4 separate regions of the Homo sapiens genome follow, and regions 2, 3 and 4 are each linked to region 1. Evidence: chromatin loops called from intact Hi-C (ENCODE). Cell type or tissue: OCI-LY7. All regions are shown on one strand. Region 1 overlaps R3HCC1L (R3H domain and coiled-coil containing 1 like). Region 2 overlaps CRTAC1 (cartilage acidic protein 1). Region 3 has its middle 63 kb from the start of MIR1287. Region 4 holds the start of MIR1287 (microRNA 1287).

What was found. Peaks named below come from ENCODE experiments on the same cell type or tissue, not always from the same donor. Only the 100,000 strongest peaks of a DNase experiment are listed, where the experiment ranks them.
Region 2: a loop joins it to region 1, with 3 times the contacts of the local background. A loop is called at or near these places in 2 of 110 quality-filtered maps.
Region 3: it touches region 1 in a loop (9-fold over the local background); 4 of 110 quality-filtered maps call a loop at or near these places.
Region 4: a loop joins it to region 1, with 29 times the contacts of the local background. A loop is called at or near these places in 6 of 110 quality-filtered maps.

What each region holds. Positions count from the first base shown.
Region 1 is chr10:98,167,125-98,175,124 of GRCh38, forward strand. All of the region lies in intron 4 of R3HCC1L (R3H domain and coiled-coil containing 1 like), which reads left to right. Among named protein-coding and RNA genes, the nearest start is that of R3HCC1L, 36 kb to the left of the region's middle. RefSeq lists enhancers at 3,478-3,527, 6,143-6,644. In OCI-LY7, CTCF peaks have their summits at 3,570 (motif pointing right) and 3,779; DNase peaks (open chromatin) are centred at 277, 1,207, 1,887, 3,587 and 1 weaker place; H3K4me3 peaks cover 3,229 bases; H3K27ac peaks cover 3,957 bases.
Region 2 is chr10:97,910,987-97,918,986 of GRCh38, forward strand. It overlaps CRTAC1 (cartilage acidic protein 1), which reads right to left. Exons shown (of 15, transcript NM_018058.7): 5 at 6,514-6,670. Among named protein-coding and RNA genes, the nearest start is that of MIR3085, 39 kb to the left of the region's middle. RefSeq lists an enhancer at 3,507-4,083. In OCI-LY7, CTCF peaks have their summits at 3,949 (motif pointing right) and 4,161; a DNase peak (open chromatin) is centred at 3,975.
Region 3 is chr10:98,327,892-98,335,891 of GRCh38, forward strand. No RefSeq gene overlaps it. Among named protein-coding and RNA genes, the nearest start is that of MIR1287, 63 kb to the right of the region's middle. In OCI-LY7, CTCF peaks have their summits at 4,207 (motif pointing left) and 4,407; a DNase peak (open chromatin) is centred at 4,190.
Region 4 is chr10:98,391,546-98,399,545 of GRCh38, forward strand. It overlaps PYROXD2 (pyridine nucleotide-disulphide oxidoreductase domain 2), which reads right to left. Exons shown (of 16, transcript NM_032709.3): 6 at 5,800-5,953; 7 at 3,846-3,907; 8 at 3,651-3,748; 9 at 1,397-1,538; 10 at 887-1,021. MIR1287 (microRNA 1287) reads right to left here and starts at 3,762; the gene lies at 3,673-3,762. RefSeq lists an enhancer at 1-12. In OCI-LY7, CTCF peaks have their summits at 3,115 and 3,318; DNase peaks (open chromatin) are centred at 136 and 3,116.

The DNA of each region.
Region 1 (8,000 bases):
TTCAGTTTAAATACCTGAGCCATGTTCGTTCAGGACATGATTCTTCTTGAAAGCCTTCTGTAGCCCTGTGTACAGGCATTCTGTTCCTTAAAGTAACGTTGCTTTGAAGATTTTACTGTATTGTAATTATTTGTTATTCTTGGAACTCTAATGAATAAACTTTGAAACTGCATAGAAGAGAAACTCTTAAATTTATTAACTTGTTAATGTTTTCTTTGCCTGAAACTTGCTTTTGGTTTCTCAGTTTCTCACCAGGCACATTTCACACCTGCTGGTATAGCTCCAAGGAGGGAGGTGATAGATACGGAGCTGTAGCTATTTCTCTAACAGACAGACTCTACCTCATTTATAAGTATTCATTTTTGTTGTTACTGTGATTTGGTATTTTAAAAATTAAACTGTTCTGTGCTATGCATTTTTACAAACATACATACAAAATAAATAGCTTTGCTACAATGAACCTTTGGCTGTAGCCAGACTAGCATTCTGGGCTATGCATTTTTACCCCAACATAATTTTTAGAAGATATGTGTTTTAGTCTTACAGTAGTAGTTAGATGCAGGGACTTTGAAATCCAATCCACGGACTTTGAAATCCTATCCAGCACTTGGAAACTGTGTAATCTTAAGTAACTTAAGTTTCAGATTTTTCATCTGTAAAGTTGGGATAATAATAGCTACCTCTTAGTATTGTAGTTGGGATAAAATGAGATAACATATATGACACTTAGCTGAGATTGAGTCTGGTGGCTTCTACTTTCAAAATTTACCCAGTGGTTTATTAGCTTTACTCTGTGAATCTTAAAGAGGAAAAGAAATCAAGTTTAATGCATGTCAAGGTTGAGGTAAAGCCCCCAAAGCTTTATCCATTTGAGCTCCTTTATTGTCAACTATAGGATGTCAGTTAAACCCAGAATAGACCCAGGAGAGGAACTAATTTCAAATAACTGTAGAAGCAGACCAACCTCCAGATGTGTATTGAGGGAAAGAAGTTTTAAGAGGGAGTTTTTTTCTTCTCTCCCTGCCCCCTACCGCCAGTTACATATGCAGAGTAGGAAGCAAACTTTTCTCTCTACCTTTGTATTACATATTATATTGCCATTGTTCGGTATATTAAAGCTTTTATCTGACTGCCTTTTGAGGTGGTCAATAATAGGTGCTAACATTAAACTTGGAGCAGTTAAGTCGGTGAGCTGTGTGGTTACCTTGTCAGTGGAGTGTGAAAAAGACTAAGCTGCGGACTGTTTCCCAGCCTATAAAGCGTGAAATCAGTTGGTGCTGATGCATGACGACTATAGCCAGTGTAGTATAAAATAAGCTGGGGGCATGAATTGTGTTATGTCGTGAGAAAGACCTTTTCATGCCAGTTTATTTATATATTTTGGGACCTCCAAGATCCTACTGGAATCATGTATCTTGTATCTTTTGTTGTCTTGATACTCAGTTTTTTCATGAAATGTTTCTTCCAGTTGTGCAAGCTGTATTCTTTGTCCAGCTGCAGGCAGAGAGGCAGAGGCAGTAAATATAAATGTCCAAGGCAGAGGCAGACTAATATTAAAATACTGTATTATATTCTGTTTAAGATTGCATCTGAAAATACCATCTGCAGTTGGTATTTGATGTACAGGTTTCTTCTGTTTTAGACCCAAGATTTGAACGTATACTCTACATTCTACTTTGAGCTTCTGCCAGGGTGAGAACTGTGTTACCAGTTTCACTGGTTGGTGGTCCCATGTTGAAATGTGCCTCTGGAGAAGGAAAGTAGAGAAGGGCAGCATTTTCAAATGCTTGGAGGAGTTGGTAGGAAGAAGTATAGAGATTATTCTTATGCGGAATAGAAGAGAGGGTGTTCCTCTCCTGACACCTGGTGAGGTTCTTTACCATATGGCTTTTGAGGGTGAGGCAAGGTGAATGAGGAAGTTTCAGAGACAACAGTGAATTATTGTCAGCCTTTTTAAGTCTGGAAGGTTATTGGAAATAGGCATGCCATGAAAGCATTAAAGATCTTTCATTCTTATCTTACTTGGTTTTCTCCTTTTACGGCAGCAGTCTTTGAACTCTTTTTGGTTGTTTTGCAGTTACATGGATTCTAAGCAAATTGTGAATATTTATGAAACTAATGCATCATTGTGAGACCATTCTGCTGAATATCAGGCAGTCTAGTCTAGTAGTTAAGTGCAGGGACTTTGAAATCCTAACCAACACTTAGAAGTTGTGTGATCTTTAGTTATTTAAGCTTCAGATTTCTCCTATATAAAATTGGGATAATCATAGCTATCTCTTAGTACTATAGTTGGAACCAAATGAGATAATGTATATACAATGTTTACCACAGTCCCTGTCATGTAGTAAGCACTCTGTAAATGGTAGCTGATTATTCTTCTTTCTCTTCCTCTACTACTACTAAATCACTGCTCTACCACTACTTCACTTTTGCTTGTAGGGCCTAAACTGTAATGAAACAGAAAACACAATTAGACATGGTTCATCGCGGCAGATTTTGAAAAATATGTCATTGTTCTCTTGGGCATGGCTTAATAGTTCTTTCTTAACTAAGTAGAAACTATAAAAAGACTTTTTAAAATGAAAGATAAGAATCTTTGTCTTGGTTTAAGATAGCTTTGCAAATGAGTGTACAAAACTAGTTATTCTAAAATGTATTTGCTTAATGCAAATAAATCAGCCTTTATATGAGCTTAGGGAATATGTAAAACTAACAGCTCGAAGAATTGTCATTCCTTATTACTCACCTAACACAACCTTTTTTTTTTTTTTTTTTTGGAGTGAGTGCTTTTTTTTGGGAATTGTTTGAAGTTTTTTTCTTGTGCCAAGAATAGTCACAGTAGAAGTCTTGTCCAGTGTATGAGGCACATTTTTGGGGGAATGGGATGGAAAAATCACCCTGATCATTTATCCTTAATGGTAATGAGTATTAGTGTGGATAATATATTTGGATTTGATGTGCATTATGTGATTATTTCTTCAGCACAATTAACTTCCTGATTAAACTTTGCTCAGCATATATTGTGAGCATATACTCGGTGGAAAACTGATAATACTGCTATAATGGTGGTAAAACTGCTAGTTTAGTTGATAGACAATCTGGGTTCTGGTCTTAGTTACTACCACTCTAATAGTCTTAGATAAATCCCTCAACCAGATGATTTTCAAAGGCTCTTTTCAGCTATAAGCTTTTTGTTGGTTTGTTTTGAGACTGGGTCTTGCTCTGTCACCCAGGCTGGAGTACAGTGTCACAATCATAGTTCACTGCACCCTCAAATTCATGGGCTCAAGCAGTCTCCCTCCCTCTCAGCCTTCCAAGTAGTGAGGGTTACAGGTATGTGCTACCGTTCCCAGCTAATTTTTTATCTTGTTTTAATTTTTTAGAGACAGAGTCTTGCTAAGTTGCCCAGGCTGGTCTTGAACTCCTGGCCTCAGGCAGTACTCCCACCTCGGCTTCCCAGAGTGCTGGGATTGCCTGCGTGAGCCACTGTGCCTGGCTTCAGCTATAAGATTTGAAGATAGGTATGCAGGTGGCTTAGAAACTGGGAAATGTAGTAGTGACACATTTTGGCCACCAGAGGGTGAAGTCCAGTCATTGAAGTTGTGCTCTGTATTTGACCAGAATGTGGCATTCTTGGAAATGAAGAGGACACATTGACCCTCTGTTCATTTAGGTTAAGTCATAGAGCCTCTTGCTCTCTGATTCTGCTTTCACTTATTATCTTTCTAAAACTTTCTGGGTAGGGCTGGGGCAGATACTAAAGAAAGGAGAAGAAAGGAATAGAGGTATCTAATTGTCAGCTATTCATCCAATTTTGTTCTGTAAGATAGTGAATAGCTTTCAGATGACCTATGGGCAACCTTGATGGGAAGCACAATAGTATATAGGTCACCACACTTAATTATTTGTGGCCACCTTCCTTCCCCAAAACACATAGGCATGCACACAACACTTAACCCTCATTGCCTTCACTCTCTCTGAAATTCCAAGGATGAAAACAGAATGTCTGAGAAATATAGTAGCGTGAGCACAGCCCTTATAATTGTAACCAAGGTTCCAGTCTTGCATTGCCACTTAATATCTGTGTAACCACAGACATTACAATTTTGAATTCTCAGTATCTTTATCTGAAAAACTAGGATGTTGAATTCTGACCTATACAATCCCTTTCGGTAAGTCTAATTCCAAGGCTCTGTAAAAATTCTTTAATGTTTATTTGAAGGGCAGTGCTATTCTTAATACAACACTTTAATAAAGTAGTATCTTTAAACAATAGCATGTTCTTTTTTGATAGAAACAGAGCTCTAGATGTTGTTAAGGCATAGATATTAAAGAAGTAAACTATCATGACATCAAATAGAAAGACAGTTACTGCTCCACCGTGGCATTTTTTTGGCCCCATAAACAAATACAAACTAATTCTCTGTGAATATAGGCTCAGGATAGCAGTGGTTCAATCAAGAGGGGCCAAGACTAGGAGGAGCCAGGCCAAGCTGATTTCGGGTATAGTTAATAGTGAAACATTATGAGAAGAAGTCATTTGGGGATAAGTAAGCTTAGCAAAAGAGAGCATGTAGGTTCTGGGAACCTATGTCATGAAGCTGGAGTCAGAATCCATTTCTTCCAGCCACACCAGTGGAAATAACTTTGACACAACATTCGATTATACAAGTCCAAGTTGCTGTCTGAGAGCTCAGGATGATAAGATGGAAGGAACAAGGAAAGGCACGGTAGACAAGCTGAGATGAGTGTCTAGAATGTGATAGAGCAAATGGACTCAGAAGTGTGCTTGTGAAAGCAGGCAAGGATTAGTACTTACTATTATGTTTAATATGTATGCAAGAGAGTAGAAGCCAGTCAGGCTGACTGGGTAGAAACAACATTTTAGGATTATGTTCAAAAGATAATTTTAATCTGTCCTAGTTTTAATCGCTATCCTTGGTGTTGGTAGAAAAGGTCTATTTGGTATGTCTAAGGCTCTACACATGTTTGAGGCTAGTGATTATATCACTGACAAACTCTAGGTTGTTTGATGATTCTAATAGCTTTACACTCCACGGGATATACACGTATTCACAGATCCGCTCACTACTGCTGCAGAGTTCATTTCACAGAAATGAACTGGCTAGTAAAAAATTTGGCAGGCAAACTAGCTTTTCAAGTAGCTGCTAGGAATGGAGCCCAGCTATTCCCTTTGGGCTTGAGCTGTTGGAATTCATTGGGTTAGCAGCTAGAAAGAATGAAACTGTAACATTTTTAGCGTGGTTCATGACAGCAAAGCTGAGGTGTTAGGATTTCTGTTCTAGAGGTTTACACTGCAAGTAACTTAACTTGATTGTGTGTCTTAATATTACTGGGCTTCTGACCGCTGAAATATGGCTTGGATCGATGGTGGTTTGGAGAAAGTAGAAAGAGGGCTATCCATCATCTGGAGGCTCCATAGAAGCTGGCTGATAATGCTGCTTTCACCAGGCAGCCATCTGTCCATCCATCCATCAGTAGGATGAAATGAGATTTAGCGGAACAGGCAGCCGTAACTCTGAAATACTTTCTAACCAACAATTGCAGCCCTGGCCTGAGTCTGACCACAAAGCACAGCACTGGGGTTTGGCGGGATGTGGCAGCAAGTGCAGTCTCCTTCCCGTCACTGCCAGCCTAGTATGTATTCAGTATGAGGCTGTAGCCCAAGCTTACTTCCCATACAAAATTTGACTAAACTTGGGATGACAAGTAGACAGAAATAGTCTTTCAGCTCCAGACTAAAAATTTTACAAGTTGAGCAGACCCTTTCGGTGGGGAATTTTTTTGCTTAACACTCTGGGTACTTACAGTAATTCTGTCATTGTGGTACTTAGGGATGAGGTAAAGGTAATTTACTGATTTCATTTTATATAAATTCTTGTTTTTCTTAAATCAAAATTTTTACCTAGATTGTTAGGTTGCAGAAATGGAATTTTCATTCTCTTATTTCTTTCTTCTCTCTTTGGTGGTGCTAATATGAAAGGAAAGAAAATGTAGATGGGGAAATGGGTAAAAAATTCGAAGCAAGAAAATGGATGATCCCTAAAATGGACAGTTAGGCTCTGAATAATTGGTTGTGTACCATGTCTTCCTGGTTCTTTTGCAGGAACATTGAGCCTTCTGAGAGAGCCTCTTAGTGTAGCTCTGTGCTCATGTTGCCTGTCCTGGTACCATCCCTAGCCATAGCCAGCTTCCTTGACTGCTTTCTCTCACTGATCACTTTAGACCTCAGCTCCTGCTCTTTGTTCTGAAACCTTGCTTTTCACTTCAGACTGGGGGAGGGGTAGAGGGAGCCTAATGTACCGGAGATGCTTCGGAAATGAGAGCCTTGGATGAATTCCTGGGCCTATTGATCCACCGGCAGTTTATGCATCCTGACATTCATAATCTCAGTAGGCTGCTGATGTTCCTGATTAATGGGCCCAGGGGCTGTCCATCCGTCACTTCGCATTAATTACTGAAGAGGTGTTTTTCCAGTGATTTACCTGACAGCGGGCTGTGATAAATACCCCTAAGCAGAGTGGGCAGTGATTAATCACAGGGCCACACCCCTCCCCCTACTCTTTTTTCCCCCTAACCACAGGTTAGCATTGGGACCTGACCAAATAGTGCCCCCTCCCCATAAGCTATCTATCTCCATAATTGCTTGTGGATGCATATTTATTGGGGCATGGGGCCTGGCAGATAGCATTCTAGAACTTGTGCCAAAGATGATGAAAAATAAATCTTCCCAATAGGAAGAGTATCTAACGTGTTTTTACATGGGGCAGAGAAGTGTCTGTGAGCTGCGTGTATGTTGCTTTTTAAGAAATCTGATAGGAATATTGCCCACCTGCTATGCCTGCACTCAATACTGTAATGGTTGCTTTTTGAGCTTTAAAAAGAGGAGATAGAACAACTTTTATGTTTGCTATACTTGTAGTATATTCAGGGAGAATATGTGAACAAATATGAGAAATTAGAGAACATTTCAAAGTACTAATACAATCTTGGGAGAATTGGACTAGAACTTCAGGATTCCATTTCTTACTCTGTGGCCTTAGAAAGTGAAATTTAGTTAACTATTTAAGTGTTTTAATGTTTTTCATGTGTCGGGCATTGTATTCAGCTCTGGAGATACGAAGATGAATTGGGCTGAGATCTCAGGGAACAAATTCTAGTGCCCGTTGCCTCCGTTTCTCAAAGTACAAAATAAACTTCCAGGAAGTTATTGAATTAATTTAAAATTAGTATAAGATCTAAAGTAATTTAAAATCAGTTCTTACATTAATTTTTCTGTGAATATTTATTGTATTCCCAGGGATAAAAGCAGCATATGAAAGATACTATCTGCCCTCAAGAAACTTGTAGAGTGTGAGATGGCATTCATAAATGAAACAGTTGAATAAGAATATAAAGGAGTATATAATGAGAGTGATATAACAACAATGAGATGTCTCAGTTTAAACACAACTCATTTAGGAGGGCGTTAGACATTATCAAGGAGGGCATTTCAGAAGTTGGAAGGAGCAGACAATGAGGCCATCCTGCCCAGAATGGAGACTTTGTGTCTGAGAATGATAGAAGTATTATTGAAATTGTAGATTGACACCAAATCATGGAAAATCTTAAATGCAAGGTAAGCCTAGTTTATATATTGTATGCTCTGGTGAATCTAAGGTTTTGAGTGAGAAAGTCTAGAAAAAAATGTATTTTAGAAAAAATTCTTACATATTGATGTTCGTAATGTTATTTGGAATTGCCAGATTACCTTGGCATTCTCGGAGCCCTCTTTTCCTCTGTAGTTCAAAATAAAACCGTTCAAATTAAAAATATAGTTTTCTGTATCTACCCGAGTGCAGTGCAAAGGATTGTGTAGTTCGGTTATATATGGAAGAGATGATAGAGTTGACAGTCAAAGGAGACCAAGTTTCTCATCGTTAACGCGTGCAAAGTTGAGTAAGTCAATGAAGTTTTAAGTAATGACTGCAGAATTA
Region 2 (8,000 bases), 260 kb before region 1:
TATGGAGTGGCATGGGTGGCTTCCAGAGGCCTGTCCTAAAGCCAGCAGGAAAGGATGTGGGGTCACAACCTGGGCACCACCTCTGCCCATTAAAAGAGGTGCCACTAAGTGGTTGCTGGCAGCTGTCCCTGCCCTGGTCTTACCAGCTTCTCTGAGAATCCCTCAGCCCTGCCCGGGCCCCTGGAAATTCCAGGTGGGACTCAGGCACTTGCCTCCACGCAGCTCCATCCTTCTTCCTCCGCTTCCACATCCTCCAATTTCCTCTCTGCCTCTGGCTCCCAAGCTGTGACACATTCCCTTCATTTTCTACAAAGCAGGTTATTTCCCTTTTGGACAAATTTCTAAATCTTTCTAATTAACTAATTGGGTTGGGTTGAAGCCTTGTACCATTTGTAACCTGTAATTACTAGAAAATTGCCATGGTAACCACACTACTAATTAGCCACAATTTATTGCCATGGCAACCGGACCATAACAGAGATGTTACCCACACCTCCTTCTCGGCAAGTTGGCTGCATAGTTGGGGAGCAGGTGAGTCGACAGTCAGGAAGCTGGCCTCCTGGGTGCCAGCCCCAGCAGCTTTACAATGGGGGCCCAACGGGGGGCTGAGGTGGGGCAGCCAGGTACCTGCACCCCTCACTGATGCCATAGGGAAACGACTCCCAGGTCGACAAGCAAATCTTCTTCAAACCAATAGAATCCACCCATCATTATGTAGGCTGCCATGCCTATGCTCTGCCAGGCCAATGTCAAAGGCCAATTATTCAGCAAATGTCTTCTACCAGGGCTTTCCCCTCCTCTCCTCTCTCCTTTGTCACACCCTCCCTCTCCTCCATCTCTTAAGGTTTAGTACACACCAAATTCGGTCACCCAGGGGGCAGTTAGGAACATCTTTATTTAGCTTTGGAGAATGATGTTCTAACAGGGAATTAACTCCACCTTGCATCAATTAATTCTTTTATAATTTGAGGCCAGCGCATTCTCTCGGAGCTGGAGAGGCAGTGCTGGTTGTGGGAGACACCACGGCACCGGGGGTCAGAAAGTCCAAGTTTGAGCTGTGTGACCTTGGGCTCATCACTGAACCTTCCTGGGCTTCTGTTTTCTCAGCTAGAACATAAGAGTGATAATAATAATGGCTCCTTCTCGGGGCTGTCATAAATATTAAGTGAGCTGGTTTTTGGAAGGTGCCTTGGAAAATGTCAGGTGCCACACAGTCATTAGCTGGGACTATTTACCACCTGCTGGGTGAATAATATCCCTTTATTTTTTCCCAGCACTTTCAGGCTTCAAAGACCTCCTTGTTCTGCTGTTGGGGTGTGACTGCTCCTCCCTGCCCATCCCTGCTGAAGGCTTCTGCTCACCCTGCCCATCAGGCTGGGTAGGGGCTGGAGTTAGAGGGGAAAATGCCCCTTGGAGGTCCCCATTTCCCCTAGCCACATTCTGGCACTCTGATGATCTGTTCATTGGGCCCAACCCCCAAAGGGCAGCCTTGGTTGTCCTCAAGAACCATCCCTTTACCTCTGAGCCCTGGCACGCTGGCAATGCAGACCCAAGTACAAGTCGGGTGCAGACAATCCATCTCTCAGACTGCATCTGGGCCAGCCCTCAGGGACTGGGGGGTGAGACAGGGAAAGATGGTGGGGAGGGAGGGTGTGCATGCAGCTGAACTTCTCCAAGCTGTGGGTCTGAGGACCCAGGGATGAGGCAGCACAAGGATTCGTGGTGCTAAGGTAAAGCCTCTTGCTTCCTGCCTGGCCTCTGCACCTCCCCTCCTTCAGGATCACGGGAAGCATGCTCTCCAGGCCTCAGTTTCCTTCCTGTAAAGTGGGTGGGAATTGAGAAGATCTCCAAGATTGCTACTAGCTTACTTTGCAATGAATGCATCCTCCAGGGTGGACACAGGATAAGCATGTTGGGGGCTGATTCCTGTGCCCATCTAGCCCTGCACCCTCTGCATCAGCAGAGACTCTGAGGTGAGGCCCCTCGGCCAGGGAACTTGGCCATCTGCTGAGACCTTAATAGAAACAGGATTCTGGTGAATGCCATGATTCGCAGGCTGCCAAGAGCATCCAAGATATTGTAAATGAGTAGGGCAGAAATGCTGGAAACGTGGTGCAGGAATGGGCACAGAGAGAGAGAGAGAGAGAGAGTGTGTGTGTGTGTAAACATGCTGGAAAATGGGATGTGAGGATCAAGTGCAGGATGGTAACAGGGTCTCTCATCCTAAATTTCCTGAAAAATTATAAGACAAGATAACTGTGTAGGTGCTGGTGTTGCCACTCCCAAGCCTTCTGGGAGCCTTCAGAGCCTGGGCAGGACTTGACTGTGTGGCGGGTATTAGACAAGGATACACCCCCGCTCATCCTTCCTGCCCTGTCTCTGCAGAATGTTAAGGCAAGGGGTGGGGCAGCAGGACAGGCCCCATCATTTGTTTCCTCTTGACAGAGGAGGGATTTGCACTGGCAAAGCCTGGGGGTGTAGCCTAGGGGTATAACCCAGAGAGGCTAGCCACAGGCTTGACATTTCTTTAAAATCTCTTGTGTTGAGAAAAATGCACACAAAAATTACATTTCAATTCTATAACATATCTGTGTTTGTTTTAAAAGAAACGCAATGTTCCCCCCGATACTCATCAAATGCATCTGACACCCCAGGGAAAAGGTCTCTGTGTGTCCTGGGCTTTGGGTACCCCTAGCAGGCCCGTGCTGCACTTCCTGGGGGTCCCGGGCCCTGGCTGGGGAGCCTGTCACTCCAGCCCTGCCTGGTCCCTGGCTGTCAGATCTGGCTTCACTCCCGATGAAAGGCCAGCGCCCACCTGGGAAGCTAGGAGGCCCCTTGGCCCCCACTCTGTAGCCCCTGGTTGAGCTCACTGGTGAGGATCTGCCAGAAGGCCTCAGCTGGGCTTTAGGCATCTCCGTCTCCTTCAATAATGACTTCCTATAAATCAGATCTGCCCTCCGCTTTGTTCCATACTGCTCCCAGCCAACAGCAAAACTCCCCACCTGACATCATAAATCCACCTTCATTTTCTTTCCGAATTTCTTTTAAGGCTTCTTTAATCACCACCTTGCAGCCTGGACAGATGCTGCCTCAAAGGGTGAGGCCAAAATGCAGAGTTCCTGGGGAGGAGGCGAGGCCTAGGGGAGGCAGGGCAGGCAGGAAGGAGAGCAGAGAGATGGACCCCAGAGGGGATGGGGATGAAGATGCCGCTGGCCATGCCCAGGACTGGAGGTTTGGGGGGACACACAGAGAATGTTTCCCAGGCAGGGGCTGGGCCTGCTTCTCTTGTGCATCCCCCTGTACCTTGCACAGTGCTCCCTGTACCCAGGAGGTGCCCAGCAGAAGGCCCTGGCATCGCTCTGGCAGAGCCTCAGAGTGGAAGGTGTTGGTATTTGCTATACTAGGTGGGCACTGCCCGTGTGCCAGGCCATGTGCCAGCCATGTCCCATGTGCGCCTCCTTTCGTTCTCACAACACTCTCATTTTGAAGATGAGAAAACTGAGGCTGGGAGAATAGTTTGCCCACTACTGCCTAGGCTGTAATGCACAGGGTAGGCTGGACCTGCACCTGTGGCCTGGCTCCAGACCCTGTCCCCTCACCTGCTAGTTCAATGTCCTCAGAAAAGCTGAGGGGCATGCCCAAGGTCACTGGGGCCTGGACCGCGGAGGCAGTGCAGGACTCTTGCCTCTCACCTTCCCCTCCTCTTTTTCCATCTGGTTCCACGCCAGGGCCTTGGCCATGTCCAGAACCCAGTTCCCAGGATTCCCAGGCAGGGCAGCTCCCGGCACTGTCCCGGCTTCAAGAGGCCTCAAGCAGCTGGGGAAGTTGGGGACCAGGGGATGGGAGAGTGGTCTTCCTACTGCCCCAGTCTCTCTCCCAATCTCTCGCTTGGCCACCCTCCCGGGGCCCTCGAGTCCCCCGAGAGCTGGCATGGTGGCCACTAGATGGCACTGTGACCCAGCGGAGCAGCTGCAGCTGCGGAAATGGATAATGTCTAGAGAGGAGGCCTCCCCTCCCCCTCCCGCAGTGCTGAAGGCCGGTACCTGGATAGCACCTTTGCCTAGCCTGCCCTGGGGTGGCTGGACCTCCCCCGCTGTCCTGAACACTCAGCCAGGCAGCTGCTTCAGCCACAACAACCCGGGTGGGGCTGCCTCAAGTCCGGGTGCCAGCCTGGGGCTGTCATCCCAGTGGGTGTGGGCCTCCCCTCACAGCCCCTCCTGTCTTGCAGGCTGGTAGGGTTCTTAAGTTGGAGGTCATCGGAAAGGTCAGCGGGCTGTGGCAGTTTAAGCATCAGGAGGAGATGGGGCTCTAAGTGCTAGCTCTCTACCAACCTCCTGTGTGACCTTGGGCGAGTCCCTTCTCCTCCCTGGATCTCCGTCTGTTCTTTGTAAAATGGGAGGTTCTCCCAGGTCATACAGCTCTCTAGCAGGCAGGTGCTGTGTGGCTTGGCTCCAGGGACCTCCCAGCTCCCTGAGTGCACATCTGGACATGGCCTGCCCCTTCTGCCTGCTTTCCTCCCAGCTTCTCAGGCCCCCTGGCACCACAGTGGTGCTGAGCGCTGGCCACGCGCCCAAAGCCTCAGCCATCAGGCCGGGCTCAGCATGGCGGCCCTTACATTTGGGGTCCATTCCTGGGGCTCGGGGGTGGGGGACACTCCGGGCTAGTTTTCCAGCCAGACGTCCATGTGTCATTAGCTGAGTGACAAGGGGGGCTACAGGGTAGTGTTGGGGGGCTTGGCGGGCAGGGAAAGGGTGGGCTGGAGAAGGCGCGCAGACAGAATAGTAACATGGTGGGCCAAATAGGTTCTTGTCAGCCAAATGGCTTTTGGAAGTCTGCAGAGCTGTTCGAACACGTCCTCTGGGCACGCCAGCTGCCCCAGCCTCCCTCTGTTCCTCCACCAAAGCTGCTGCTTCTTCCTTGAACTGCCCGTCCTTCCAGCCCAGCCGGCACAGTTGGCTGGTGCTTCCATCCCCACTGTGCTCCTCATCTGCCTCCTCTGGGTCTCCTCCTTCCCGCTCCTCGGTTCTGTGCCAGCCCAGCCAGCGTGAACAATGCCCCCTTCATGCTCAAACCCAGCCGCAACCTCCAGATTCTTTTATTCTGTGTCTAGCCTGCTCTCCCAGTCCTTGCCTCCCTTCCACCTTGTCATTTTCAAGTGCTTCATCCCCCCAGTGCACCCCCCTTCCCTTGCAAGATCAAGGCACTTAATTGCCAAGCCAGCCCAGTGCACAGAACTGGCAACTATGCAGAAAAAATTGACTGTACAAATCTAGGCTGAAGCGCCTGCATGTTTATTTCTTTTCCGGGGGAAACATAGTTTATTACTGATACAGCCTTTCCATGGTACCTTCACGCGCGGAGCTCTCAGGCACTTAGATGGGGCTTGAGCTGTGCTAACCATTTTATTGTCTAGTCATTTGTTCCCACAAACTTTGTAAGACAGGTCAACATTAATCTCCCCCTTTCACCAGGGTGAAAAGTGGCTAGGGAAAGGCATTGTAAACTCAGGAGAGGCAGTGACAACCCTTTCTGGGCAGGACTTTGAGATGATGCCACCACCCAGGTGTCTGGAGGCAGGGTGGTACCCCAAAGGACCCCTCAACCATCCTTCCAGCCCCAGGATTCAGACTGAGGGAGGCTGCCACTTTGGAAGCCTCTGCTGCACACGTTGGGATGGGTATGTTGGGAAGGCCGACCAACAAGAGGATCTCTCTGTCCCAAGTGCAGGTCTGGTATGAATGTGGCTTAAGTTCACATGACAAGTTGTTGTGTACAGCTCTGGCTTCCTGATTTTTGGCACCCAAAACAGGAACTGGATTGCTCTGCCATCAGCAGTCTATTGGCAGATTATCAGAGTTTAGTCAGCAGCCGTGCTGGAATTAGAAAAACAGCCTTCCCTAGAAAGATCTCCCTGTCAGAGAGTCTGACAATAGGTCCCCCAACCAGAAAGATGAGGGGAGAGCGTGCCTTCAAAAAAAAGTGCTGGAGAGGTTTTGGAACAAGAACTCAATTCTTTGAGCTCAGTTATCCGAGACGGGACCCAGCTGAAGCCTAGGGATTTAGCACTCAATTCCTGGTTGCTTATGTGTAAGTAAATAATTTCATCTGCGATTTGGCAATAAAGAATGCTTTAAATCTCGGCTTTTGTGATTTGTCAGTTTTCTCCTACAGAACCTGCTCACCCATCATTGAGGTTACCAGAGGCAGTGGGGCAAGAGGTTCCAGGGAGAAAATGATGTGGTGTTCTCACATCCCACTTTCCAGCAAGCCAGATGTCCCCTCTTGGGTACCCCAAAACTCGTACCTGCCAGATATCTCACCAATGCTTGGAGAGGCAGTGTGGGAGAAGCCTTCTGTGGGTGGCAGGATGGAATGGAGCCTTCATCTCCCCTCACCAGGGACATAAGGCCACCCTTTCCTTGTGGTCTCTGATGAATTAGACTCAGCCTTGCAGGGCCCTGGCCCCCAGCCCCAGCCCCTCCAGCATACTACCTCCCATGTCACTCTGCATACCTGTATATTTGCTGACCCCAGCCTCAGCAGCCACATCTCTGAGCGCCAGAATGCCCCGGGAGAGGTCACTGGCCTCAGGGTCCATTTCAATGAGGGCATCAGGGCCCACATTACCGTAGGCGTAATTGGCAATGTAGATAGAGTAGCGTCCAGAGCCCTGAGGAAGAAGGGAAGGGAGAGGTGAGCAGGGCCACCTTGGCTCATCCCAGAAACCGCCCCCTCCCCACCCCAGGTAGGACCATAGCTCTTTCACAGGGTTGGGTTCTTCTCCCCAGGTCTGTTGCAAATGGCCTTGCAGGCTGTGCATGGCGCATTTCCAGAGGGGCTTTTCACAAAGGCTACCATGTGAATGACACTCCCAGGAGTTGTACAACAAAGCAGGCTGCTTTTCCTTCCATCCTGTTCCAGAAGAACACACCCCTCCCTCTCCCCCACAACCACCTTTTTATAGACAATTTTCTAATGTGCCTCCCTCCAGCTGAGCTCTCTCCAGCTGCCAGCCAGGGTAGCTGCTCAATAAATATTTGCTGATTGATTGATCTACCAATTCCCATTATTCTCAGTCTCTCTCTCCCATTCAAGCTCACTCCAGCCAAGATGACAAGCAAATTCCTGAGCCATCTCCCTCCCCCTGTTCCCACCCCGCGCTTCTTCATTCCTCTGTTTTGGTAGCACGAGAGGCACAGATTTGCAGGGGTCCTACTTCCCTCGTCCCTTCCCTTATTTCCCCTGTATTACCAGGAAGAAAGATAATATCACTTCTGTCTTTATAACACTGTCTCAAAGATTTGCTTTTCCCTTTGCATCCAGGAGCAGCCCTGGGCACCAGCTCCTCCGTGCAAGAGTCATTCTCTTCTCTAGTCCAAAACACTGCTGATGAAAGACTCTTCTCTTCTGCCTGTTATTATAATGGTGCTATTTCTTCAATGGATGACTTCTTCCCAAGAGATCCACACACTTTCTAAATCAGTTTTCTGGCTTTTCTCTCATCCTTTTCATCACTTCCCTCCAATTAATTGGACAGTAAATATTTCTTAAGCTCTAACTATGTGCCAAGTGCTGTGTTAAAAATGTACTTAAGACAAAGTCCCTGACCGTAGGTTGCTTGTAGTCTAGTTTGAAAGACAAGCCATAAACCTAAAAGGTCCTAAGAGAAACTGTTGAGCTCACAGCAACAAGACTGGTGGTCCTCTTTCCTTGCTTCAATGTCTCATCCATTGGCACCATGAGCACAATTCTTGTTCCACCTAACTGGTCAGTGACTTTATATCTTTGTGGGTTTTTTGGTGTTTTTTGTTTTTTTTTTTTGGGTCTCACTCTGTTGCCCTGGCTGCAGTACAGTGGTGTGATCTCGGCTCACTGCAGCCTCCACCTCCCAGGTTCAAGCGATTGCCCTGCTTCAGCCTCCCAAGTAGCTGGGATTACAGGCACGCACCACCACTCCTGGCTAATTTTTGTATTTTTTAGTAGAGACAGGGTTTCACCAT
Region 3 (8,000 bases), 160 kb after region 1:
GCAGCACCAGGGGTCTTGGACTTTTCCCTGGAGGATCAGTATGATCCAGTCTTCCCACAAGCCGCATGGTGCTCCCCCCAAAAGCTTCTGGAAAGCTTCTCTGCTCACCCCACTGCTCCCTTTCCTCTGAGTTCTAAGTTCTACTGGCCACAGAATGGCTCCCCAAGGCTTTGCTGCTGCTCAGCAGGACGCAGCACAGGGGATCTGTCCTTTTCAGGTTCCTGCCACAGTTCCTGTCTAGGAATCCACCTGCAGTGCAGGGTCTGGACTGGGAGGAGGGAGCAATGGCAAAAATGGCAGCCACCACCGACCCAGGGCCTAGCTTTCTGGCCCTGAGCACAGATTGGGAGAGAGCTCAGCTGTGATTGAAATGGCTTTGTCTGCCAACCTAGTGTACAGGGCACAGAGTGAGTCACACAGTTTAGGTCAACACAGGGCAGTGGCATGGTGTGGGCTCTGGAGCTGGACACAGGTGGGTTTGAGCTCTCTCTCCACATGGCTGTGAGGCTCAGGAAAGTCCTCTGAGTGCATCAGTCTTTTTGTGTGTACTAGAAGGCTGAGGAGTACCCGAAATAACACATGTGGCTCCTGAGTGTGGGGCCTGGCACATTGTTAGTGTATGCTCGGTAAGTGTTAGATATTTTTAGTGCCCATAACCCAAATCCCAGTGACTAAGATGCACATGTTCTTTCCTACTTGTCGTTAGGACATCCTAGAGATTCTAATCCTATGGGACAAGCTGGAGGCCCAGGACTCTCACCTGAGCTGAGGTCCTTGGCACAGGCTGGGACTGCACATAGGAGTGGAGTCTAATTTCCAGATGACTTAGGAGCTAGCTGAATGGTCCAAAGAATCAAGGCCAAATGGATAAGAACAAGAAAAAGAATCAGATCTTCCAGGAAGGATCTGTTACAGAGTGTATCAGTCAGCTTTTGCTGCATAACAAATAGCTGCAATATCTCAGTAGCACACTACACCAAGCATGTATTTTACTCATGAATCTGTGAGTTGTCTGGGGTAGCTCTGCTTCATATGGTCCCCAGGCTGAAGGAGCAGCAGCTACCCAGGAAAAGCTGTGCTCACGGCTGTGGCAGAAGCATGAAGGAGCAGGCAGAAGCTTTCCAGGCCACTTAAGGTTTAGGCTTGGAGCTGGCACACTCATTTCTGTTTCATTCTATTAACCAAAGCAAGTTACTGAGCCAAGCTAAAAATCAAAGAGCAGGAAAGTGGCTGGGCGTGGTGGTTCGTGCCTGTAATCCCAACATTTTGGGAGGCCAAGGCGAGTGGATCACTTGAGGTCAGGAGTTCGAGACCAGGCTGGCCAACATGGCAAAACCCCATCTCTACTAAAAATACAAAAAATTAGCCAGGCGTGGTGGTGCACGCCTGTAGTCCCAGCTGCTTGGCAGGCCGAGGCACAAGAATCACTTGAACCCCAGGAGGTGGAGGTTGCAGTGAGCCGAGATTGTGCCATTGCACTCCAGCCTGGGCAACAGAGCGGGATTCCGTGCCCCCTGCCCCGCAAATAAAAGGAAAGTATACTCTGCCCATGTGGAGGCTACAGCAAGGATGTTGTTACAGGGAGGGGTGAAGAATTGCAGTCTCCAATTTGACCTTTCACTTAAAGAGTGAACCCTAGTGGATAGGAGTAGATGTAGGAGGCAGAGAGATCCCCGAAGAAACAGAGACCAAAGAAGGTCTGCAGTGGGGCTTAAGGAAATGTTAAGTGAGCAGAACTGCTTCAGGTAGAAACAACAGTGTCCACTTCCATGGGTCCCAGGGCACTACCACGAAGCCCCACTGGCCAGGACCTCTCCATTTCACTTTATCAGTTGCCAAGTGGGCTGGCATAAAAGTGGAATGGCTCGCATCCTTGTAGGGAAATCGCCCAGCATTATATCAGAAAGAGGCTGTATTTGATCAGAGACTTACCAGGACTTCAGGTATACCGGAAAATGACTAAGTGATATCACTGTGTAACAATTCATTCCTTAAAATTTCCATGCCTCTCAGGCAGGCCAAATGTACCCAAATGCATCTTAAAATGGCTCTTAAAGTGCACTTGCCTGAAAATGCCAGGAGGGAACCTGGTATTGGTGAAGGGGATTATTAATTACTAAGGTAGGCATGGCTTTAAAGAGATGGCCTAGGGGTCATGATCATTGTTTTTTTATTTGTGATTTGTATTCCTCTTAACTTCCAAACAAATTTGAGATGACTGACAATTAAAAATATGGGCCCCAGGACAGCAAGATTAAAGATAAAATATCGAAAGTCATAGGGATGAAGGGAAGAAATGATTAAACCAGAAACCTTGCAGAAGATAGTTACTGCAATTGCACATTAAATTGAGCTAAAGCGAAAGGGAAAATATGATGAGTTATTGGATAAAGGGAAGTATAGCTATTTGTCAGGAGAGCCAAACTTTTCCCTGACACTCAATGTGAGCACAAATTTATCATGAGAAACTCAATAGAGGGGGACAGTGAGGCCCGTAACAGACGTTCTCCTCCAAGACTCCTGCAGAAGATGCAGAAGCATTCTTCAGACGGTCATTTATTGTATCGACCCTGGATAAAAGCTGAGGTCTTCGGGATGAACCCTTCTAGATTTAATATAGCCCCAGCTAATGGCTTATAGATTGTTGAAGAGACAGGCCCAGTTAGAGCGTTAGAAGGTCAGCCCTGGAGCAAAGGGCAAACACTGGGAGTGACGTGTGGCTTTCCTCCTGGAGCCAGGCTGAGAAAGGACTCCCGGATGGGCACCGTATGGCCCACATCCTCCTGGAAGCAGGATCGCTAAGCAAGGCAGAGTCCTGAGTGGGTGAAGGGCAAGAAAGCCCTTAGTATAGGAAGAAACGTGAACAATCAGGCCACAAAATGGACTACAACCATCACATTTCATTTATGTGAACAAAACATATATGCAAAGAGAAAACACTAAAAGGAAAATCACCAGCATGTTAATAGTGGTAAACTCTGGGTTGTGGGAACTTGGAGGATTGTTTCTCCTTATAATTTTCTTTACTTTTTAATCTTCTAAGATTGATTGAGCTGGTATAATTTTATAAACAGAAAAAAAAGAGAAAGAAAATTTCTTTCCTAAATCCTGTTTCTGAGGTCTTTAAATTGTGGAGAGGAATCACTAGCAATGGTCCGTGTCTTCCTGAACAGACATCCTTCCAAGCAGGTGGGAATAAGACGTTCAGAGCCATGGAAATCTTCATTCCTGTTTCTGCTTCTCTGACAAGCTACTAAACCTAACCCTTCCCTTCTGCATCGTGTGGTTTCACAGACGGTAAAGAAGACGTGGAGGAGCTTGGCAGCTGTGACCCCTGATCATAAGAACATTTTGCTTTATTGGCACAGCTTCTCTGGCAGGAAAACTGGCAATATGTGGCAAAACCTTAAAAACGTGCCTGCCCTCACTACGTTGATTTTACATATGGAAACTTATTCTAAGGAAATAATCATGGCCACATGGGAAGATTGAGCTGTAAAGATATTCTTTACTGCATTATCTGTACAGCAAAATGTGGGGAAACTCACTCCCCATTTAGCAAACCTAAATCTTCACCATTAGGGATGTAGTTAAATAAATGGTGGTCCTAAGGAACACAGTACAACCTTCACAGAGGACGGTTTGGCAGGATGCCTAGTGGCAAGGGGCTGTTTTATGGGCCTCTGTTAAATAAAAAGTGCAGGTTTCAAAAGCTCATGTGCAGGACCTTTCTATTCTTGGAAAAAGGAAAAATGTATATATCAGTAGGATTATAGATGATTTTCATTTCTCCTCCCTATTCCTATTTCTGGTTTACCTGCATTTGCTAAATTTTCTATTATGACTTTTTTTTGGTAATTAACAAAATGAAAGAAAATGCATTTTTTTTCAAAGTAGTACTATTTCATAGTTCTGTTTTCTGGAGGAAGATTAAAGGAACACTCGTAATGTTGGGATGATCTTTAAGGACCCCATTGGGAAGAGGCTTGCCCTGTTTCAGGATAGGAAGTTGGAGCTGAACAGGATGAGGCATCTCTGGGCCATTTGTCTCTTCTGTCCTTTAATTTGTGTCCCTCCCTGGGTTTGAAGCAATTTGCATGAGAGCGCAGCACGTCCGCCCTTCCCTCCTCTCTCTCCTGCTCCTCGGGTAGGAGATGATTATGGGGCTTGCTCTGAGACAGTGGCATGTGGGTGATGCCCCCTACTGGAGGTGGAGAATGCCAGGAAGCAAGAACAAGAACAACAATCGCCAACCCTGATGTCAGGCTAGCTTTTGAAAGATGACATGTTCTTCTCAGGGAAGACCCGCTTTAAGAGACAGGGACCCAAAGCAGTGCCCCTGCATCTTGTGTGTACCCTCCAGGAGATTTGTTTGGCTTTTTGCTATTAAGTTCAGCCCTTTGAAAATTCATCCCGGTTCAATTTCTTCCCATGTTGCTCCTCTTTGTAGACAGGCTAAGACAGACGAACATTTTTCTTCTTGGTCTCCCTAGGTTATAAGCCACAAAAGTGAAAGGATGTGTCTTCAAGAGAAAAGAATACATTGGGCATGTCACAAATATTACCAGGCCTTTGTGCCATGAGATTAAGGGATGTCTGGTTGAAATAAAGACAGGCAGGAAAAAATGTCATAAGAGTGAAAGAAAGAAATCACAGGCGACAGGAGTCCTGGATTTGAAGAGACCCAAATGAAGCTGGTGACATGTCTCCTTGTTAGAATGGTTCTTACAGTGTGGCCTGGGGATGTGGATGGGACACATGGGTTCTCCATGTGTTTTACAGAAAGGAAGGGAACAGGTCTATATGGAGGTCTTCTGAATGCGGGCCGCTTTGCACGTGCCATCTCACCAGGCTTCCTACAGCCATGGGAAATAGCTGCTGTCCTCCACACCCCATAGGAGAAGAGACCAAGGTTTAGAAAGGCTGAGTAACTTGCCTGTAGCCATGCAGCTAGAAAGTGGAGGGATCTGAATGTGAACCCATCACTGTCTGACTCCGGAGACTGAACTCTTTCTGCAGTACTAGGTCCATCTCCCTTGGTGTCAATATTGATAACATGACTAAAGCAGAGGAAAATGCTTAGCCCGATACTTTTGGCCTTGGCATGAGACAAACAGCTCCAACTGTTTGCCAGAGGCACTTAATTCTAAAGTTTTAAATGCTTTCTGTTTCCGGCATGAATCAGTTGTTTGCTTTTAACATTGTAAACAAAGGGTTACTTTATAGTCTCTTACCAAAGCAGTATCGGGTGCTCATTTATTCTCGTGAGAGATTTTAAAATTTGTTTTATTTGGTTTGGTGTTTTGCAGCAGTCAGCAGAAGAGGGGGATGTGCTTGGTTCACTGAAGTGGATAATGGCTAGAACTTTTTAGGAGGCTCTGCTCAAACAGGGGAGAAGAGCTCCCTGCTCTTTATCAAGAGTCTGGTGGGCATGGATAGCAATTCCAGCACTTTGTGGTTTTATAAACACATTTTAAATATTTATATTGAAGCACTTTCAAACTTACAGAAACATTGCAAGAAAAGTATAAAAAACTCCCATATCCATGTATTCAGATTCCTCAGTTGTTAACATTTTACCCCAATTGTTCCATTGTCTTCCCTCTCTCTATATACATCAACCCATTAGCATTAGTCTCTTTCAGAACTTTCGAGAATAAGTTGTGGACCTGATACCCCATACCTTTAAATACTTCACCACATCAAGGACATTCTCCTACATAACAATCACAAACCTTCCAAATCCAGAAAAGATGCTGATACAACATGACCATCCAATTCACAGACCTCATTCAGAATTTGCCAACATTTCCCATCAATGAATTTCCGATCAGTGTTTCTTTTTTTCCTTCTTTCCTTCCTTCTTTCCTTCCTTCCTTCCTTGTTTCCTTCCTTCCTTCCTCCCTCCCTCCCTCCCTTCCTTTCTTCCTTCCCTCTCTCTTTCTCTTTTTCTTTCTTTTCACATGGTTCCAATCCAGGATCATATGCTACTTTGATTGTCATGTTTATTTCCTTTCAATATGGAACAGTTTCTCAATCTTTCCTTATCTTTCTTGACCTTGACATTTTATGAAGAGTACAGATTTCTCGTTGTTTTTTTCCAGTGCTTCCAGTGCCTCGTGCTCAGGCTGTGCATTTTGATGGAACATCACAGAAATTAGGGCTCTTCTCAGTGCATCTCATCAGGACACGTGATACTGACCCTTCACACCACTGGGATGTGATCCTTGAATGTCTGCTGGTCACGGTGTCTGCCAGACTTCTCTACCATAAACTCACCATTTCCCTCTTTGTGATTGACAAGTATTTGGTGGAGAGATATTCCAAGGCTACACCAATATCAGGGGCTGGGTAGAGGATCAATGAACATGATATTGGCAGAGCCTCTGAGTATCTCCCCACCAATTACTATGCCTGTTAATGCCTTTATTTACAACCTCAGTGATTGTTGCCAAATGGTGATAATTGATTTCCACCATTCCGTCTGCATTTATTTGTTGATATTTCATGGCAAAGAAGAGCCATCTCTTCTGATTTACTTATCTACCTATCTACTTACCTATCTACCTATGCATGTCAGTATAGACCAAGCTTGTCCAACCCACAGCTCACTAGCTGCATGCGGCCCAGGATGGCTTTGGATGCGGCCCAGCACAAATTTGTAAACTTTCTTAAAACATTATGAGATTTTTTTTTTTGCAATATATATTTTTTAGCTCATCAGCTATCATTAGTGTTAGTGTATTTTATGTGTGACCCAAGACAATTCTTCTTCCAATGTGGCCCAGAGAACCCAAAAGATTGGGCACCCCTGGTATAGAAAATGAATTGTAACCCATGAATACCATTATTTATTTCGGTGCTCAGTTGTCACAGATTTGACTAATGAGCCCATTCAAGCTGCCTCCTGTGTCCTTTTGACAGGTCTACATCGTTCTTTGACATAAAGAATATCAAAGAACTTTCTGGAACAAGATGCTCCACCCTTGTCTTGTACTTTTCTTGCCTCAGCCCTGGAATCAGTCATTTCTCCAAGAAGCTCTGGTTCCTTTTAGTGGAGGGTGGTGTTTAGAAACCAAACACTGGATGCTCCCTCCTCCTGGAGTGCTATTGTTTTCTAGGCCCTCTTGGCAGGCAGAGCTAGGAATTATATGTGTGTATATATGTGCACACACTCACTGTGTAGTATATATTTATATGTATGAATACACATAAACACATCTATCTATCTATCATCTATCATCTATCTATCTGATCACAAGGTTACATTGACACTTTTAATTACAATCTTATCACCTCAGGATTCTTTCTATTTTCCCCCTTTCCATATATGTCAATCCCTTCTCCAATGGTGAAAAACCTAGCTCCAATTAACCTCAATTTATTTATTCCTTCAGTCAGTCCCCCTAATGTAACCCAGGTCTTGACGATGCCAACTGGCTCTGAGTCCCTGGCCCTGCCACTGCCATCCAGCTCACAGCCACTTCCAGGGCCCTGGCCCTGCACCACCTCTAAGGAAAAAAAAGAGAAAGGAAGAGGGAGAGGAGGAGGAAGAGCAGCTTGAAGCCTTGATCATTTTCTTTGGGGTCTTTCTGTCTTGTTTTCTTGTGTAGTTAACACAATCTGGAGCCACCATTGTTTGGGACCACACTTACTCCCAGGCTATGCAGAGAGGACATACTTTTTTTTTTTTTTTTTCTGTAAACAGAGTCTTGCTCTGTTGCCCAGGATGGAGTACAGTGGTAGGATCATGGCTCACTGCAGCCTTGACTTCCCAGGGTCAAGTGATCTTCCCACCTCAGCCTCTTAGGTAGCTGGGACTACAGGCACACGCCATGCCAGCTAATTAAAATTTTTATTTTTAATGTTTTTATTTTTTTTAGAGACTGGGTGTCTATATATTGTCCAGGCTGGTATTGAACTCCTGGGCTCAAGCAATTCTGCCTTGGCCTCCCAGAGTGCTGGGATTACAGGTGTGAGCCACCATGCCTTGCCTGGAT
Region 4 (8,000 bases), 220 kb after region 1:
TGAGCACAGGGTAAGTCAATTGCAAAAACTGCCCCCAAAGCTCACCCCTCCCTGTTTGCACACCCACTTCCGTGTAACCTTGCAGTGCTCTCACACTCTGACTCTAGGCTTGGCCATGAGACTTGGTCTGGCCAATGCTAGCAAACAGGATGCAAAGAGATCAAACCATGTGATGCTTGCATGCATGCTTGAGCTTGCCTGCTTTTGCCCTTTGCCAGACCTTGAGAACATGCCTGGACTACCGTGCTGGAGGAGGACAGACACATGGAGCATAGCCGAGTCCCCCACCCGGTCATCCCAGCAGAAACGGTCCTGGACCAGCCACCACCAGCCAGCTCCCAGGCACATGAAGGAGTCCCGCCAAGATCAGCAGCCGGCAAGCTGACCCACAGCCAACTGCAGACGCATGAGCAAGCCTTAAGCAGCTGAAATCCACCAAGATCAACTGAAGTCTCCAGTTCTGGGTGCCAGTATTTCTTGTTGTATGCCCAGAAGTATTGTGGCTCTTTGTTAATTGATTAATTAATAATCATGGATAATATAACAGATCATTGACAAAGACAATGGAATTAGAGCGGTGAGAGGGGAGAAATCAGGAAAGTAGGAAAGTTGTGGAAATAACTCTAGATTGAAAGTCAGACCTGGGTTCTAGCTCTGGCTCTGCCAATGGCCGGAATCTTGGTCACTTCACCTCTCTGGCCCCTTCTCCCCACCTGTGAGGCTTCTTCCCCGTTTGCTACCTGCCCTTACCCCCCTGTTTCCCAAATGCAGAGACTTGGCTTTTGCATCTCACACCCTGATGCAATCCTGGCTCCCTCAATCCCCACGATTTCTAACCCCTGTTTTGGCAGACATCTAAGCTCCACCCTCCTGCCCACAGCCTCACCTGTGGCGTCAGCTTCAGGAAGGTGATCTGCGGTGATGTGTTGGACAGCACCATTTTGCTTCTCACCTCTGTGCCATCTTCCAGCACAACTCCTTGAACACAGCCTTCACTGTTCACCTGCACCTTCGCCACTGTCTAGAGCCCACCAGAACAAGGCCCCAGAAACCGCAGGAAGGGAAATCCATGTTAGATCTTCCGGGATTTCCATGGTCTGTGCTGCTCCTAGGCATTCACAACTTCTTCATCCCAAACCCATCCCACCAAGTTCTGCAGCTTCTCCATGAAGCCTCAGCTTCTCCATGAAACACTCAGTCTCAGTTCAGTGACCAGGGAATTCCAAGGGGGTGGTTAGCCACTAACAGACTGCATGACCTTAATCTCTTGATTCTGCAACCCATCCCCTCATGGCCCCTCTGTTCATTGGTAAAACAAGGGACCTTCCAAATCTGAGACTTTGTTCTGTCCTGGGATCCTTACTAATAATTGGGGTGGGGTAGAGGGGCCGTTCACCTTTTCAGTGAAGATGCTTGCTCCATGTGTGGTGGCTGAGCTTGCGATCGCATCAGAGAGGGCACCCATGCCCCCCTGGACGTAGCCCCAGGCCCCCTGCATTCCCTCCAGGCCCCCCATCACATGGTGCAGCAGCACATACCTGTGGACAGACCATCCGACTCAGATCCTGGAGGTGGGATCTCATCTCCCCAGAGTTCCAGGTGCAACTATTCCTTTCCATCTTGATCTTCAGCCCTTCCCTGCCACCATCCAGCCCTCTCCCAGCAGCCTTCAATGAGCTCAAGTTCTTGTAAGAGCCCTTTGCCTTCTCTACACCCTCTCCCTAACAAGTGTGTCTATGTGCATAGCTTATTACCACAAAGAAGGCAACGATGCCCAAACCTGCAGCTCCAGCCCTCTCCTGAGCTCCAGCTCCGGTGTCCAGCTACCCACAGATATCTCCCTTTGGACCCTTTCTTGGCAGCATCTTAAACCCACCACCTTTTCCCCATTCTCCAGCTGCTTCCCCTTCAATCTTTCCCATCCCAGTGAACGGCACCTTTCAACAGGAGGTTCTGTTTCCGACAGAAATCCAGGTGTCAGCCTTGACCGCTACCATCCTTCCCCATCTACATCCACAAAGCAACACCAACTCAGCCTCCAAAGGGCTTTCAAGGTCATCCCACCTCTCAGCCTCTCTTCTCTTCCTTATGCTGCTGCAGTAGTGCCCCTCATTGGACCCCCTCTCCCACACTTTCTCTCCTGCAGGTCTTGTCCACATATATCCTGGAGCCCTATCTTAAAGCCCAGCTCTGCTCCTGCCACTCACTTATCACCATTCCAAGCCTCCCCGGCTTGGCACTGCTCTTAGGATAATGGCCAGTCTTCTAGCAGGCACTCCAGCCTCATCCCTCATCCTGTCCCCCTATCCATATCCCATCCTCCTAACTAACAGAACCTCTCGATTTCCTGGGTGGATCACACGTTCTCTCAACCCCAGCATTTCCCCTGCTGTTCTGTCGGCCTGAAGCCCCTCCCTCCCTCATCTTATGTTTTGTTAACTCCTCTTTGTCCTTTGGGTCTCAGATCAAACACCTCTTCCATGTAGAGGCTTCTCTGACCCTAGACCAGGCTGTGTCCCGGCTGCTCCTCCTAGCATCACACTCACGCCACTTCATCATCATCACTCGCTCTGTGTCTCTCACCCATCAGGACATCTGCTCCGCTCACTACCGTATCCCCAGCACCTAGCACAGGCAAGCGCTCATCCATATTTGTTGGAAGAATTAATGATGGAACAGATTACTTAAAGATCACAAACGGAGCACTGGTTAAGCCTCCCAGGGATCCGAAGAGAAAAGGGCAGGAGGCCCCAGCTGGAAGATCCAGATTGGCTGGTAGATCACAGCTTGGCCAATGTGTGGCAACTGCTGCCAAGCCCCCATCTCCATCGCCCTGGGGGAATTTGGGGCCGGCTTAATATGTGTTGAAAAACCACTTCCGAGGGTGTGCTCATCCCTTGAGAGAAAAGCCACGTCGACGCCTTCTAGCTTCTAGCTTCTAGCTGTATCTTCTGGTGCACTGGAAACGGCCCAACCCTTGGCTGCATTCTCCATCCCAACACACACACACACACACACACACACACACACACACAGCCTTCCATTCCTGCTTCTGCGGGGGCTCATTAAGTCAGACCACACTGCAGGCTTTGCTGTGTCTGACTGCCACCTCTCGGATTGGGCTGTCAGCACAAACCCTCACTCATAAAGAAAAAGGCAGCTTCCTGTCCATCCTGAGGTGTCTGTGTGAGTGTGTACCAGAGCCCAGGGGAAGGAACAGTGAGAGAGAAGGGAGAATGGGCGTTTGCGGGAGTGGAGAGGTAGAAGAGGGAAGGGAAGAGGAGAGAAAAGAAGATATTAATTTTGAGCTATCAAGCGGGAGGTGGGAGAGAGGCTTTTCTTAGTGAAGCAGTAGGGCACAGTCACTAAAAAGGAAGATTTTGGGGAGTCAGACACCTCAAGCTGGAAATCAGCCTTGCCACTTACCAGCTGAGTGGCTTTGGGCAAGACACTCCCTTCTCTGAACCGCAGTTCTCAGATGTTGCTCTGAGGGTTAAGTGGATCGTGTGTGATGTGCCTGGCTCGGTTCCTGGCTCACTGGGTGAGCTCTGTTAAGTGGCAGCTGTTGTTGCTGCCACTGCCACTGTTGTCCTCACTCCTGTTGGGGAACATGCCCCACTCCTGTGTCCCACCTCACCCCCCTCACTCACCCACTCCCCGGAGTGTGGGGACTTGTCATGGCTCCAATCACTGCATCTGTGGCTAGAGTGGCTTTTAAAGGCTCAGACTCGAACCACTGATCCAGCACCTGGACAGCACAACAGCAGAGAGAAGGGCTTAGGAGCCTGGATGGGAGGAGGGCCCTCTCACTGCCTGGTCGGGCCTGAGGCTGGGGAACCACTCACCTTGGTAATGGGAGCTGTGAGGACCTCATAATATCGGGGAAGCTGGGCTCCCAGGATGCGGCCTACAAGAGAAGATCCACAAAACAGAAGTTGAAACAGGTGACAGGGAAACCCTCCGACCTGGCCTGGGGGATAAAAGCATGGAGGATGCTGAGACTTCCTGCCAGGAGGTGGTATAGCACAGCCAATGCAGGGACAGATCCAGCTTGAGTCCTGGCCACACCTCTCACTAGCTGCAGTGCCTGGGACACATTTTTAACATCTCTGAACCTGCTTCTTTACCTGTAAAATGGGAATCCTATTTTACACCCCAAGGGCTACGGTGAGGATTAAATGAGCTAGGTAAAGCATTTGCAAGTTCATGGGTACTTAATACATTTAAGCAGTTAGCATTATTTTTGGAAAATTTTAAACTTGTACCTTATTCCCTTATTTCGAACTCTGGAAGGCCCATATCCTGGGAGAAGGCTGGCATGGCTGATCCATTCCTATGACCCTGATTCAGACCATTTCAGAAAGAAACTAGGCTTTAAGGCCTTCAGGGTAGAAATCATGGTCTCTAGCCTTACAGCCCCTGGGCCTAGCTTAGTGTCTGACACATAGTAGTTGCTCAATAAATGTTTTTTGCCTGTTTTTCACACAGAGCTCCTTGGACTGGTTATCTGAGAGAGAGGCAGTGTCTACTTTTTGCATTTGTAATAGATTCCACTGGCTCCATACTCTTTGCAATGTATAAGTCTGCAGTGCCTCTCAACCCACCACAACTTGGTTAACCTGCCTGGCTCCTTGGCTCTGGGCTCATCCATGTGATTTGGTCAGCCAGTGGAATGTTTGCCGATGTGACACAAACCCAGAACTGAAACAGGCCTGTACATTGGGGCATGCCCTCTGTGCTTGTGCCACTGATGTGAAAAGTCCACACCCAGGTCAGCATGTGCTTCTACAAGGAGGACGAGAGGTACCTGGAGCAGAGCTGCCTCCACTGAGCTGCTGCAGACACAAACACATGCCTGAGACCAAACCAGATCAGCTGAGCCAGCTGGAATCAGCTGAACCACGAAGACATGTGGGAAACAAATGATTTTTTTTCTAGGATATAGAGGTTAAACTGGTCTGTATACCCTCAAGGAGGGTAGAAAATAATAGCACACTTAATGAGCCTTCCATTCGCATACTCATGGCAGACATTACTAATTGATCACAGAACTTCTCCTTGCTGAGCCCAAATCTAGCATTCTTCCTGTATGGGGGCAGCTCTTCAAATCTCTTGGCCCCTATATCTTATTCTAGCCACAGCCATGATGCTGAGCTCCAAGCAGGCTTTGATCAGCTTCACACAGGCAACTCCACAGCAACTCACTTCAGTCCTGAAAAGTGAGCCTCTCTACTTCTTCCCTAGGGCTTCTCTGGCACCAGGGCAGGGCACTCATGGGAACCTACTTGGCACCCACAGATGCACAGCCCAGAAGTGTGGGAGTCAATGCCCTGTGAGGCAACCCTTGGCCAATGGGAGATAGAACCCAATGGATAAATATTTCCCTTTCCATCTCCCGAGAAGGTTCCTCAAATGCTTTTCATAAGGCTTCCCAGAGGGCCCACACAGGTCCAGCATCTTGTCACCCACAGTGCTGGCTAGTGCGATCACACACTCTGGTATTGACTCTTTCTCTGTCCACTTTCACCCCAACTTTCTGCTATTTTTGTGTCTTGGGGTCACCCTTCCAAATGAACTACCCACGCATAAGCCTTGGTCTCAGGCTCTATTTTAAAGGCATATCAGCCTAAGATGCTCTCAACAAAGTGCTCCAGGCTGCCCCTAATTGATCGCAGCATGTTAACTGATCCCAGCTGGCAGGCTGCCATGGAGGTTCAGGCTTGTGTCTAGGCATCGAGACAATGGGCTCACCTCCTTGAAGGTCACTCATCATGCCCTGGTGCCTGCACTTGGACTTACCTGCCTTCAGCAGGGGCTTGAGGGTGGAGAGCGACCTCATCCTTTGCAGCAAGGAGCCATGCTGGAAGGCCGCCATGTCCACGGGGGCCGCATCCAGCAGAGGGTCAATGGCTAATGCCAAGCGATGCATGAACTCCTCATATTTGGGAAAGACCTGGAACAGAGCTCTGCATTAAGGCCCCACTGTCCACATCCCTGCCCTCCATGCTGTCCCCAGATGGCCTGTCACCCCCCCACAGCTTGACGGTTCCTCAGGCCTCATTCCCCGCTGTGGCCCAGCTTGGCTCTGTTGAGCTCCCCCAGTTCCAGGTCTCTGGGTTAACATCAACACCAGGAAGAGTGCATGGGGTGGGGTGGTGGTGGTCAGGAGACCCTGGGCAATAGGAGAATCACTGGGAGTGGTGACAGGGACAAGGAGCTAATGCTGGCTAACACGAAGTGTCACCCACAGAAAACTGGCAACAATCCTAGGGTGTGGTCTCTGCGATAAATCATGAAACCACTTAGAAGTTTCTTCCTTCTGTCCTTTCTTCTTTTTTTTTTTTTTTTTTTTTTTGAGATGGAGTCTTGCTCTGTGACCCAGGCTGGAGGGCAGTGGTGCGATGTCGGCTCACTGCAACCTCTGCCTCCCAGGTTCAAGTGATTCTCCTGCCTCAGCCTCCTGAGTAGCTGGGATTATAGGCACCTGCCACCACGCCCGGCTAATTTTTGTATTTTTAGTAGAGACGGAGTTTCACCATGTTGGCCAGGCTGGTCAAGAACTTCTGACCTCAAGTGATCCGCCTGCCTCGGCCTCTCAAAGTGCTGGGATTACAGGCGTGAGCCGCCACGCTGGCCTGTCCTTCTGTCCTTTCCTATATTATTGGTAGAAGTTAGACCTCTTTGCCTGTATTCTTTTCCGGTCTGTAGGTCGTCTCCCATGCCGTCTCATCACCTGCAGTCACAGAAGCCTGCCTCCTCTCACCCCACAAGCTCCCATGTCAGAATCCACTTTCGAAAGCCTGGTTTCTGACACCCACCCTCCTTTCCCTGGAGGGCACAGGAGCAGTGATAGAAGCCTGTGCTACTGGAGGCCCTACCTGACTCTTCTTAGCCCTGGACTTTGAATTTTGGTCCATCTCTACCCATGGATATACCCATGGCATTTTAATAAGTGTTACATAAAGAAAAGTTCCATGTTAAAATACATTCGAGAAGTCTTATTAAAAATGAAGTTAAACAGCTTTCTCTAAGCAGGCCTTTAATATGACAGCATGGAAAGACAAAACCAGAAATCAAGCTCCTCACTTTCCACGATGGGAAATGGGCACTTGCCTCCAGCGTGTGTGGTCGCTGGCATGTAGGGCCACAGCTAGTGTCCTGCAGGCCCGGGGACCTGGCCTTGTGCAGAATCCCCTCAAGTGCCTCTGAGATGGGTAGGATTTGGACGAGAGGATGCAGGTGGTGGTCTCCAATCTGCTGCACAAAAGAACCACCAAAGAAGCACTTTTAAAAAAGCTAAGCTCCTCAGGCCGGGTGTGGTGGTTCATGCCTGTAATCCTAGCACCTTGGGAGGTGGAGGTGGGAGGATTGCTTGAGCTCAAGAGTTCCAGACCAGCCTGGGCAACATAGTGAGACTTTTGTCTCTACAAAAAAATTAAAAATAACATAGCCGGGCATGGTGGTGAATGCCTGTAATCCCAGCTACTCAGGTGGCTGAGGCAGGAGGATTGCTTGAACCCGGGAGGCAGAGGTTACAGTGAGCCAAGATCGCACCACTGCACTCTAGCCTGGGCAACAGAGTGAGACCCTGTCTCAAAAACAAATAAAATAAAATAACAAAATAAAAGGCTAAGCTCCTCAGGTGATTCTGATCATCAGCCAGGTTTGAAAACTGCTGGTGGAAGAGACATGTAGGCTGTGTGTCTGTGGTTCTCTAAGTTTTACCCAGCAATAGATTAACACAACAAAAGCAATGTACATGGGTTCTATTAACCTAGGTTCTTCTTATAAAAATGTCTCCACTGAGATATGATTTAATGCTACATCTCAGCTAATATCCAGGCTTGGTACAAAATGGCCATTCAAATAATCTTTCTATATCCACAGAACCAACTGTGGCAGGGCCCTTACGGAACTCAGTGGCTCATCTAGACAAGGCCACCCAGCAGGTTCCTAGAATGCAGTTCCAAGGGAAAAAAGTGCATTCTCCATCCGACATG